3 separate regions of the Homo sapiens genome follow, and regions 2 and 3 are each linked to region 1. Evidence: chromatin contacts called from ENCODE Hi-C or POLR2A ChIA-PET data. All regions are on one chromosome and are shown on one strand. The core of a region is the stretch at or near the end of the contact, and the rest is flanking DNA. Distances in the headings are between cores, read along the strand shown. Region 1 holds the start of TIGD6 (tigger transposable element derived 6). Region 2 overlaps NDST1-AS1 (NDST1 antisense RNA 1). Region 3 has its middle 50 kb from the start of PPARGC1B.

Evidence for each region. A loop is a pair of places that touch in the nucleus more often than their neighbours do. ChIA-PET counts read pairs that join two places held with the same protein, here RNA polymerase II (POLR2A). Pooled maps may share reads with other maps.
Region 2: a pooled map shows a loop between it and region 1 (4-fold over the local background). The contact joins the enhancer-like site here to the promoter of TIGD6 in region 1. A Hi-C loop is called at or near these places in 2 of 50 pooled maps. POLR2A ChIA-PET finds 5 or more read pairs at or near these places in 3 of 52 experiments (GM10248, HEK293T and T-cell).
Region 3: a loop to region 1 is called in a map with no recorded cell type, with 4 times the contacts of the local background. The contact joins the enhancer-like site here to the promoter of TIGD6 in region 1. A Hi-C loop is called at or near these places in 1 of 37 single-sample maps with no recorded cell type and 3 of 50 pooled maps. POLR2A ChIA-PET finds 5 or more read pairs at or near these places in 1 of 52 experiments (naive thymus-derived CD8-positive, alpha-beta T cell).

What each region holds. Positions count from the first base shown.
Region 1 is chr5:149,998,855-150,002,429 of GRCh38, reverse strand. It overlaps TIGD6 (tigger transposable element derived 6), which reads left to right and starts at 1,776. Exons shown (of 2, transcript NM_030953.4): 1 at 1,776-1,956. HMGXB3 (HMG-box containing 3) reads right to left here and starts at 1,691. Exons shown (of 20, transcript NM_014983.3): 1 at 1,251-1,691. RefSeq lists enhancers at 797-876, 1,764-2,552 and a silencer at 1,957-2,036.
Region 2 is chr5:150,475,895-150,479,469 of GRCh38, reverse strand. All of the region lies in intron 2 of NDST1-AS1 (NDST1 antisense RNA 1), which reads left to right. Among named protein-coding and RNA genes, the nearest start is that of NDST1-AS1, 8.3 kb to the left of the region's middle. RefSeq lists a cis regulatory region at 2,565 and an enhancer at 2,481-2,650. Within about 2 kb of position 1,942, at least 3 of the 41 ENCODE cell types and tissues checked have a DNase peak (open chromatin) inside an H3K27ac peak, as active enhancers do.
Region 3 is chr5:149,678,982-149,682,556 of GRCh38, reverse strand. No RefSeq gene overlaps it. Among named protein-coding and RNA genes, the nearest start is that of PPARGC1B, 50 kb to the left of the region's middle. RefSeq lists enhancers at 1,744-1,793, 1,884-2,203. Within about 2 kb of position 1,701, at least 10 of the 41 ENCODE cell types and tissues checked have a DNase peak (open chromatin) inside an H3K27ac peak, as active enhancers do.

The DNA of each region.
Region 1 (3,575 bases), core at 527-3,026:
GAGCACTGCATGTGGAGTCAAGAGACCTAAACTCTAACCTTATGATCTCAGAGAAGTCTATTCCACATCCTAAATTTCAACTGTTTCTACTGTGAGAAAAGGATGAACCCAGTGGCTCCTAGTCTTTTGGAGGCAAGAATTCTTTTGACAATGTTGCGAAAGCTTAAAAAAACAAACAACTACAACAACAAAAAACCTCTCCTAGAAATTGCAGACACACTGTATTTCACCTATAATTTTCAGGATATACCCCAGGTAAAGCACACATTATTCCTTAGGTTCTTCCTAGTTCTCTGTCATCTCTAAATGATTCCTCTTCCTATTAAAAACAAAAACTAAACTAACAAAGAAAAACAAAACAAAAACCTACATTCTAACTGCCATAGTGCAACCCAGGAAGAGAACACAGTCTACAACTTGGCTGGGTAAGCAATAGGCCAGTAAAGGATAAGGGAAGCAGTAGTTCAAATCAAGGCTACGTGGGGACTGCGCTTTTTTGCCCTGAATTGACTTCTGGGCGGCTGAAAGCCTTGTGGAGAAGGGCAGTAACTGCAGGAGAGCATCTGTAATGAATGGCATATAGGGTACTAAGCACCCTGCGCAAAACGGGTTAGGAAACACTCATTACAGCCACCTTGGGCTGAGGGCAGGAAGACAACACCCTACGGTTTTGTTTGTTTTATTACCCTGTTCTAAGCCTGAGTACAAGTTTGTTATCAGACTCGAGGCAGCAGTATAGCAATGCAAAAAAAGGCAGGACAATTTAAGGTTAAAAACGAAGGGCTCTAGAGGACAGAAAATCCGGGTTCTAGTACAGACTACACCAGTCGCACCAGCACGGGGACCTCTGACCTTAAGCAATCTACTTACCCTAAGTCTCCGTTATTTCATCTGTAAAACAGAGTTAAGGTCAATACCTGAAATATGCGAGACACTTTCTCTGTCCCATCAGATCCTCCTTGGAATCTCACGAGATTGCCTTTGAGGGCTCAGCCATGGGCCACAGTTTGACTCTGGGCTAGCTCCTTTCCCTCATTCTGGGTCATGAATGAAGCAAGAGCCAAACCAGACAAAGTCTTGGTCAAGCTAAGACGTCTGGGACATCCGAATGTCCCATACGGATTGCGGAAGGAGGACACTAAGGCTCAGTGGCCCTACTTTGTGGAAGACTCAGTAGAGGCTCAGAGAGCCGCAGCATCCAACTCGAGGTCGCCCAGCGGCTCGGCGCGGCCCTCGAAGGCGGGACTTACCCGGAGGAGCGTGCAAGCTGCGCCGCTCACATTCCCGGAGGCGCTTGGCCCGGCGGCTGGACGAGGGGGATGGCTGGCGCACTCGCGCTCCCCGCTGTCGGCGAGAGGCGGCTCCAGTCGTGACAGCAGCAACAAGGAAGTGGAGGCGAGGGCTCGCGCGCGCATCCCGGGGGCTGAAGGAGCCCCGGCCCCGCGGCCCCGCCCGGCGACACACGGCGCGGAGTCGCGACAGCCCCTCTCGCTTCCCCTCCTCGGAGTCGCGATATGGGGTCCTGAAGGGCAAGAATAGGAGCACAGGTTCGCTCCGCAGGCTCCTCACCGATGCCTGCCGAGGGCCCCGGGGGTCAAGCCCCGGGGAGCTCGAGGAAGACGGCAGGGACACGGTCGTCACCGAGGCACCGGTTTGGCGGCTGCACCGGCAGTAGCGGCACACCACGGATCGCCAGGGAGACCCGTCCCGGCGGCCCTCGCGGCGCACCGGAAGCGGTCGGCAGCGCGTGACTGCATGCGACCCCTGGCGCAAGCGCAACAGCCCAGCCCTAGCTTGGGAGCGGACCCACACGAACTGCTCAAAGGCTTGGAGCGGGTCTAGTAAGGCGAACGGACTGCTTCCGGCCAGAGGTCCCGGGCGGAGGAGGAAGCTGTGGCTGCCGGCGGTGGGACGCCCCGGCCGCTCAGCCCCCGGGCACTGCTGTGGGGCGTTCAGGTAACAGGGGCGGGGCTGTGCTGAGCGTGAGGGATCTAGGCCCCGCCTCACCTTTCAGAGCCACGTCGGGCGCTGGGAAGCCTACAATACCACCCTCTCCTCAGCACGACGTTCAAGGCCTGACCTCAGCCTGTCTCAGTCTTTCCCTCTCATTCAGGATCGGGTTCATACGTAGTGCCGCATCAAGTAGCGCCTTCATCACTCCAGTGATCTGCCCTCAATCCGTCTCTCCCACTGGCCCACGAATAGTGATGGTAGTGAGTTCCTGGAGTGACTCAAGCTGAGCTGAATGACCGTATGGAGAGCTTCCGTAAATCAAATAGGGATTGGATTGGATTGTCCTTTCTCTCCAGTGTCACAAGTTGTCCACATTTGTACAAGTTCCCGCACAACCCTCACTGTATTCCAGTCTGCCTACTTCTCTGCATCTACCGCCATCACCAACCTTCTAGCCACCATCATCTCCTGCCTGGACTGATGTAGTTCTCCCCACATCCCCTCTACAATCCATTCTCCACGAAGCAGTCAGATTGATCATTTTGCACTGTAAGTCTGATCAAGTCACTCCCTGCTTAAAACCCTCCAGTGTCTCATTCACTTAAAATAAAATTCAGACGTCTTAGCTTGACCAAGACTTGTCTGATTTGGCTCTTGCTTCATTCTCTTTCTATGTCTCCTCTCAATATTAGTAGTTCCCAGAACCAGCTATATAGCACTCTGTAGTGTTTGGAGTGCTAGCTTTGTTGTGAGCCTCCTGGGTTTGAATCCCAGCCCTGCCACAAGTAAGCAATATTAAGCAAGTAAAGTGCTTAACAAATGAGGTTTACGCAGTAGATCCTCCCACCTCAGTAAATGGCACCATCATCTGCTGGATTCCTCAGTGCTCAAACCAGAAACCTGGGCGTTATCCTTGACTCCTCCTTCACCTCACATCCGGTCCAGCACAGGGCTTGCAAAAACATAGCCCCAGACTGACTACTACTCACCATCTCTCTATTACTACTCTAATCCAAGCCACCATTATCTCATGTGGACTCCTGCTTTTTTCTCTGATACCCTTCCATTCTTTACACAGCAGTCATCTCTCCTTCCTTAAAATCCTTCAATAGCTTCCTATTGCACTCAAATTAACATCCAAACTGTATATGGCCTACTGGTTTAGCCTGCTTTTATCTTCAGATTTAAGGCCATCTCTTAGGAAAATCAACTTTACCCATTAGGTTCTCTACCCTGCAACCAAAAGACTATATTGTAAATCTGATCATGTCATTCCAGAAAAACAAAACCAAAAAACCGTCAAAAGCCTCTTAATGCCCCCAAAGCAAGCTAGAAACCTGACTAGGACTTCCTGTGATTTGGTCCTTGCTTTCTTCTCCAAAGAATTTTTTGTTCCTGACCAGGACATTCTATTTCCTATATAGTATTTCATTGCCTTTCATGTTAAATATTTCCTTTCATCTCATGAGTTCCTATTTGTTTATTCTTTAAGGCCCACCATATTATTCCCTCTTTGAAGTGCACTGCCCATCCATGCTCCATTCCAGTTGATTATCTGCACATTTATGTTCCAGTAGTACTCCGTAACCTCTGATTTAGTTTTCACATGCTCTAGTGTTTGT
Region 2 (3,575 bases), core at 693-3,192, 480 kb before region 1:
AAAATGCCCATCAATGGTACTTCACTCTTCATTCAACAATTATTAGTGCCTCTTCTATAGTCTTCCTCACACCATCCTGGTGGCAGAAGGGAAATAGGGAGACACAGAGATGAATAAGATAGATGTGGTTCCTGTCCTCAAAGACTATACGGTCCACTGTGAGAAAGTGCCGTAATGCATAGGAAGATACAACGCAGTGTAACCACGTTGTTTTAGTCTGTAACAATTTTGTTTCCTAGGAGGCTGGGGCTGGTCTTTGGAACAATGAAAGTGAAAAGTAACTGAAAACAAACACTGTTGCCTACTTCAGCCAGCACCACCAGTTCCCAGCAAGCTACTTTTCTGTCTCTCTCCCTCCCTCCCTCCCTTCTTCCTTTCTTTCTTTTTTTAACAGGGTCTTGTTCTGTGGCCAAGGTTGGAGTGCAGTGGTGTGATCATGGCCCACTGCAGCCTGGACCTCCCAGGCTCAAGCAATCCTCCCACATCAGCCACCTGAGTAGCTGGAATTACAGGCACGTGCCACCTAATTTAAAAAGAAAAATTTTGCAGAGGCTGGGCACAGTGGCTGAGCTGAGGCAGGAGGATCACTTGAGCCCAGGAGTTCAAGACCAGCCTGGGTAACATAGGGAGATCCCGTCTCTACATACATACATACTCTAGGCATAGTGTTGTGCGCCTGTGGTCCCAGGTACTTGAGAGGCTGAGGTAGGAGGATCACTTGAGCCTGGAAGATCGAGGCTGCAGTGAGCCATGATGACATCACTGCACTCTAGCCTGGGTAACAGGGTGAGACCTTGTCTCTTAAAAAAAAAAGAATTGCCGGGTGCAGTGTCTAATGCCTATAATCCCAGAACTTTGGGAGGCCAAGGCGGGCGGATCACCTGAGGTCAGGAGTTCAAGACCAGCCTGGCCAACATGGTGAAACCTGGTCTCTACTAAAAATACAAAAATTAGCCAGGCATGGTGACGCACGTATGTAATCCCAGCTACTCGGGAGGCTGAGGCAAGAGAATCGCTTGAACCTGGGAGGCAGAGGTTGCGGTGAGCCGAGATTGCGCCACTGCACTCCAGCCTGGGTGACAGAGCAAGACTCCATCCGTTTCAAAAAAAAAAAAAAAAGTCCAGGCGCGGTGGCTCACGCCTGTAATCCCAGCTCTTTGGGAGGCCGAGGCGGGTGAATCACGAGGTCAGGAGTTCGAGACCAGCCTGGCCAACATGGTGAAACCCCATCTCTATTAAAAATACAAAAAAAAAAATTAGCCGGGCATGGTGGCGGGTGCCTGTAATCCCAGCTACTTGGGAGGCTGACGCAGGAGAATCGCTTGAACCTGGGAGGCGGAGGTTGCAGTGAGCTGAATTCACGCCACTGCACTCCAGCCTGGGCAACAAGAGCGAAACTCTGTCTCAAAAAAAAAAAAAAAAATTGTAGATACAGGGTCTCCCTATGTTGCCCAGGCTGGTCTTGAGCTCCCCAGCTCAAGTGATCCTCCCACCTTGGCCTCCCAAAGTGCTGAGATTATAGGCGTGAGCCACCACACCCGGCCAGTGCTGTCTTTAGAGCAGGAAGAGTAAGTCCTGTCCCAAGGGCATCCAGGCCACCACCTTTTTCTCTGCCTGGAAACCTATTTAGCCTTCAAGGTCCCACTTAAGTAGCGCTTGGTCCAGGAAACCTTCTTGCTCCTGCTAGAGGTCTGTATGGGCCCCAGTCACAGCTCTAGTGATTTTCTGGGAATATAGCAGGATTTGTCAAGGACAATCCAAATTTCATGTCATTTGCTTCTTTAAAAAAAAGAAAAGGTGATTCAATGAATGTGTAACTACATGTGATTTCATGTTTGGACTTCAGTGGAGGCAGAAAATAGCCTCTGTCAGACCACGTGACCTGATTTGTGGTTTGGAGAACATGGTCACCATAATTACAGCATTGACCACATGCTGTAACAGTTTCCTCTCTCTTTCCCTCCGCCCCCCACTGCGCCCTCCCTCCCCCAACACACACACACACACACACACACACACACACACACACACACACTGAACTTTTCAAGTGCTAGGACTGTTTTCCTCCTGGCAGACCTTGATATCTGTTAAACAAACAGCAGAGAAAATCTGTAAAATGGGAAGGCTATCCCTGCTTCAGCCATACAATGGATATAAAATGTAGAAACCGAAGACTGATATAGGGGATGTGGGTAATTCACAGCAATTAATTACTGACTCTGATGCATGCCACCTGCTTTCTTGTATCTGTTACTTCAGCAGCCCAGAGAGGTACAGCAACTTCCCCCAGGTCACACAGACAGGGGTGGCAGAAGACGTTTGGAATCCGGGTCCATCCAACTAAAAGATGCAATTATTGTCACCACTCACACTACCTCCCAGTACCTAGGGGCCATAAGCCCCCAAATTCACCAAGACCACCTGGGCTCTGTGCCTCCTTCCCTCACTTCCACGGGATTCCCTCGTGCCCTTTCCTTCTACACACCACTTTCATCAGTGCCACTGCTGTTTGAAGAGCACTTCCAGTGGGTTCCCAAAGAAGTCCTGTCTTGGGGTCCAGGTTTCCTGTTTCAGGCAGAGCCTAAAGATGCATGTTGTGCCTTCCCAGACCTTCATCCCTCACTCCTGTGTGCTGCTAGCACAATCCATTTCACATGTAGTACTTTCCTCCTGGTTTTGGTTTTGTTTTGTTTTGTTTTTTGTGACGGAGTTTCGCTCGTGTTGCCCAGGCTGGAGTGTAGTGGCGCGATCTCAGCTCACTGCAACCTCTGTCTCCCAGGTTCAAGCAATTATCCTGCCTCAGCCTCCTGAGTAGCTGGGATTATAGGCACCCACCACCACGCCCAACTAATTTTGTTTGTTTGTTTGTTTTTTGTTGTTTGTTTGGTAGAGATGGGGGTTTCACCATGTTGGCCAGGCTGGTCTCAAACTCCTGACCTCAGGTGATCTGCCACCCTTGACCTCCCAAAGTGCTGGGATTACAGGCGTGAGCCACAGCACCTGGCCAGAAAGTACTTTCTAAAAACCAGGAAGAAGCCAGGCAAGGTGGCTCACGCCTGTAATCCCAGCACTTTGGGAGGCCGAGGCAGGTGGATCATGAGGTCAGGAGTTCAAGATCAGCCTGACCAATATGGGGAAACCCCGTCTCTACTAAAAATACAAAAATTAACTGGGCATGGTGGCATGCGCCTGTAGTCCCAGCTACTTGGGAGGCTGAGGCAGGAGAATTGCTTGAACCCGGAAGGCGGAGGTTGCAGTGAGCCAAGATTGCGCCACTGCACTCCAGCCTGGGCGACAGAGTGAGACCCCATCTCAAAAAAAAAAAAAAAAGAAAGAAAGAAAGAGAGAGAGAGGAAGGAAGGAAGGAGGAAGGAAGGAAGGAAGGGAGGGAGGGAGGGAGGGAGGGAGGGAAGGAGACCATCCTGGCTAACCTCATGAAACCCTGTCTCTACTAAAAATACAAAAAATTAGCTGGGCGTGGTGGCGGGTGCCTGTAGTCCCAGCTGCTGGGGAGGCTGAGACAGGAGAATGGCGTGAGCCCAGGAGGCAGAGCTTGCAGTGAGCTGAGATCACGT
Region 3 (3,575 bases), core at 452-2,951, 320 kb after region 1:
CAGAGTTACATGGCGTGGTGAGACTGAATCTGGCCAGGTCAGGCTTCTCTGAGGAAAGAGCTATTAATCTGGGCAGGAGTTGGCCAAGTTCAGCGCAGAGGGAAGGGCATTTGAGACAGATGGAACTGCGTATGCAAGGGCCCGAGAGGTCAGGGTGGCTCGACCTCTGACCAAGCCATTGCTAGTGGGATTGCAGAATGCAATTGTGGGGACACAGCAGTGGACAGGGCACAGTGAAAGTTCTCCAGGGAAATGTTCTGGGGACTCTTGCCACTGGCCTTGAGCCTTTCTTTCCTGTTCCCTGGTGGGTCCTTCATCTGAAACAGAACATTTTCCGTAGAGGCTCAGAGTATGGGATCTGGAGTCAGACTGTTATAAACCATCTCATCTGGGCTCCATCACTGACTATGTGTGTGCAAATGGCAGCAACTTAATCTCCCCAGGTCTCATTTTTCCCACCTGTAAAATGGGTATGAAACTATAACATGCGTTGTTGTGAGGATTAAGGGAGATAATCCACATAAAGTCATGACCACAATGCCTGGTACATCAGCAGTGCTCCATGCATGGTAGCTAGTGTTGTTATTATTGTTCTTATTAATATTTTCAGAGGCACCAGGGTCCTTGACCCTGGAGGTGCAGTCTCTTTATGGCTAAATATGGAGTTAACACAGAGCCAGGGAGGGTCTCCCAGCCCCTGGATTCCTAGAGACAAAAGTCTGGGCAATTACTCGATTGGAACATTCCATGAATCCATCAAGTAAGTTTTGGAAGTGGACTTGTGTTTGTTAGTGACACAGACAGAAGAGTGGAGGACAGCTAAGACCCAAGAAGATTTCTTAGATGACAGATGTGTGCTGCTAGTTGACATCGGCTCCCACTCCCCACCCCGCCTTCCACCCCAAAAACTGGACTCTCTTCCAAAGGATTCCAGCGATGCTCTCGGTAAGGAGAACCCCACTAAGTATTCTCTGGGCTGAGGAGTCACGGGTTCTGCCTTCCCAGAAAAGCACCTTTGCTCCACTGGGAGAATGCCTTTGGACTGATAAAGACTCTCTGAGTCCAGTTATGGGTAGGAATACTGCAAGGAGGTGAAGCTATTTTTTGCCACATGCTCTATCTCTCCAGCAGGCACAGTGACATTGCCCAGGATCCAAATAGCCCTAGCTGTAGAAGGTCATGGAGTTGAAGGCTAGAAGGCTTGGCTCTTCCAGAGCCAGGGTGGGGGGTGGGGGGACTATTTGCATCACCACTTGGGGGAGTCCTAAGACCTTTAGCTGTCCCCCCACCTTCCGTCCCCTCGCCCCAGCCTCAACCCACTGTCCACAGGACTCCTGTGGAACCCATTCCCCCCTGGGCCCAGAGTCTGGTGGCAACTGTTTATTTTTAGCCTTTGATTCCCCAAGAATGCAAGAGTGGGTGCTTGTGGAGCAGGGGAGGGAGGAGGGAGGAGGAAGAGGAACTTCAGGGCTTGGAGGGCCAAGGAGGACATAGCCCAGCCCAAGCCCAATTTCAACCCTGTGACAGCCTGTGGCAGGGTCAGGGCCAAGTCCTCGCCCTTCTTGGCCCACCCAGCTCAGGACCAGGTTGGGCTTATGCCTCCCTGTTCCCCTTTTCTTCTTCTCTGAAGGCCCTAGAGACTCATGGGCTTTCCGTTCCTCTTTTGAGCCACCCCCATGCTCTCAGTCCTCTGGAGTTCTCATTCTCAGCCACAGTGGGTGCATCACAGGACTCCTCAACACTTCCCTTCCTCCTGCCTCTGAAAAGACATCTCCCCAGCCCATCTCCTTTTGCCTGCCTGGCACTATAGTAGGCACTTAATACATATGGGTAGACAGAGGCTGTGTTTCATTGCTTCTTCCCATAGGCAGAAGGCCTGAATAATGGAAGAACCAATAAGAGGAAGTTACAAAGGTTTAGAAACTCTTACCAAACCCTTAAGTCATTGTCCCTGACTGCCTGTTTCCTGAGAAGTTCCCTGGCACCCCCAGGGCTCATCTTTGCCTCTGTGATCCTGAAGGAGATGCATTTATTCTTCCTTCCTCTTCCATTCTACCTTCAGCCTTTCCTTGGTCCTTCTCTCCAGGATACCTAGGCCCTGCCCCACAGCCTACATGAGAGTCTGCCAAAAGGGAAATGGGCAGGTCGTGCTGGCTGAAATCCTGGCTCCAAGACACACGAGCCGCGTGACCTAGGGCAAGCTGCCCTGGCCCCTGCAAGAGATCATACAGCTCTCTTGGGGGTTGCTGTGAGGTCTTGGAAGAATGTGCATAAAATGGCTGGCAAACAGTAGGTGCACAATGAGTGGTTGTTATTGTTATCATTTAATAAAGAGTGCAGAAAAACAAGCCTTCTTTTTTAACATCTACTTTCACTCTATACCTGATCATTCTTCATGTTGGTATCATGCCTTAATATGTTACAAAGCACTTTCTCCTCCATTAGCTCAGCTGATCTCCACACAACACCTTGAGAAGGGCCAAGTCATTGTTGTGGGATTTTTGTCCCCACTATACCGATAAAGATATTCAGGCTCCAGGGAGATGTAGAACTGTCTTGCTCATCATTGTGTGGACAGCACCTAAAGCAGGGCCTGGTCCACCGCAGGTGCTCAAAACAGAACCGAGCAAAATCCTGTTGAAGAAATGGCCTATACAATGTCACCCTACAGCCACCTACCCTTTCCTCATCAGTAAAATGGGAATTAACACTGCAGGACATCAAGTTACGACTCTAGAATTCAGCTACATGTTAACAGGCGGCAGGGGGTGAGGCATGTGTATCCACACCCTCTCCCCTTCTTCCCAGAAGGGAGACTGCCTTGGTCTTTCAGGAGAATAATTGGGAAATGCCTTTGACAGGAAGATGGGTATAGCTCATTCCCTGAAGATCCTCAGAACAGACCATCCCTGTCCTTGCGTCCTGGTATTTTGGTTTCTTCAGCTGGGAGCTGAATTTACGAGAGAGAAGAGGGGCCTGAGTGTGTGCAGTCATGGGAAGCAAATTCCAAGGAAGAGGGAAGGGTTCCAGAGTAGAAATTATGATTCCCTCTAATATTGACACCTTGGGGAAAAAGATTCTGTTGCATTTGGAAGAGATGGGGTGCGGTGAATGAAAATTTAAGGGAAAATTAAACTATGTGCAATCTCTTTTTAGGTGAAAAATAATTTCAGTAATTTAGGGACATAAAAATCCATTATGTATAAGTTGATTTTCTCTGCAAGTTATCATAATCAGTATATTACATTTCAAAGTGTAATACTTCAGGCAATAATTATAAATCTGTGGTTTACTTTTAATTTGGTGATTTAAAAAAAACAAATGGAGCTATAGCTATTAAATTTTAGGGAGTCTCTTCAGTTTGCCTGTTGATTAAAAGCAGAGGTCACCCACGCTTGACTTCAGTAAAGCCTCTAACATTTTGAGCGCTTGGGGTTTAAACAGAGATCATACATCTTTAGGAAAGTTGCTGAAACTATAGGAGGGAAAATCCCCAACTCACTGATAACAACATTTGTCTCTTGGAATTTACGTCACCCTTCTAAATGTACACTTTATTTGTTAGAGACCATAAA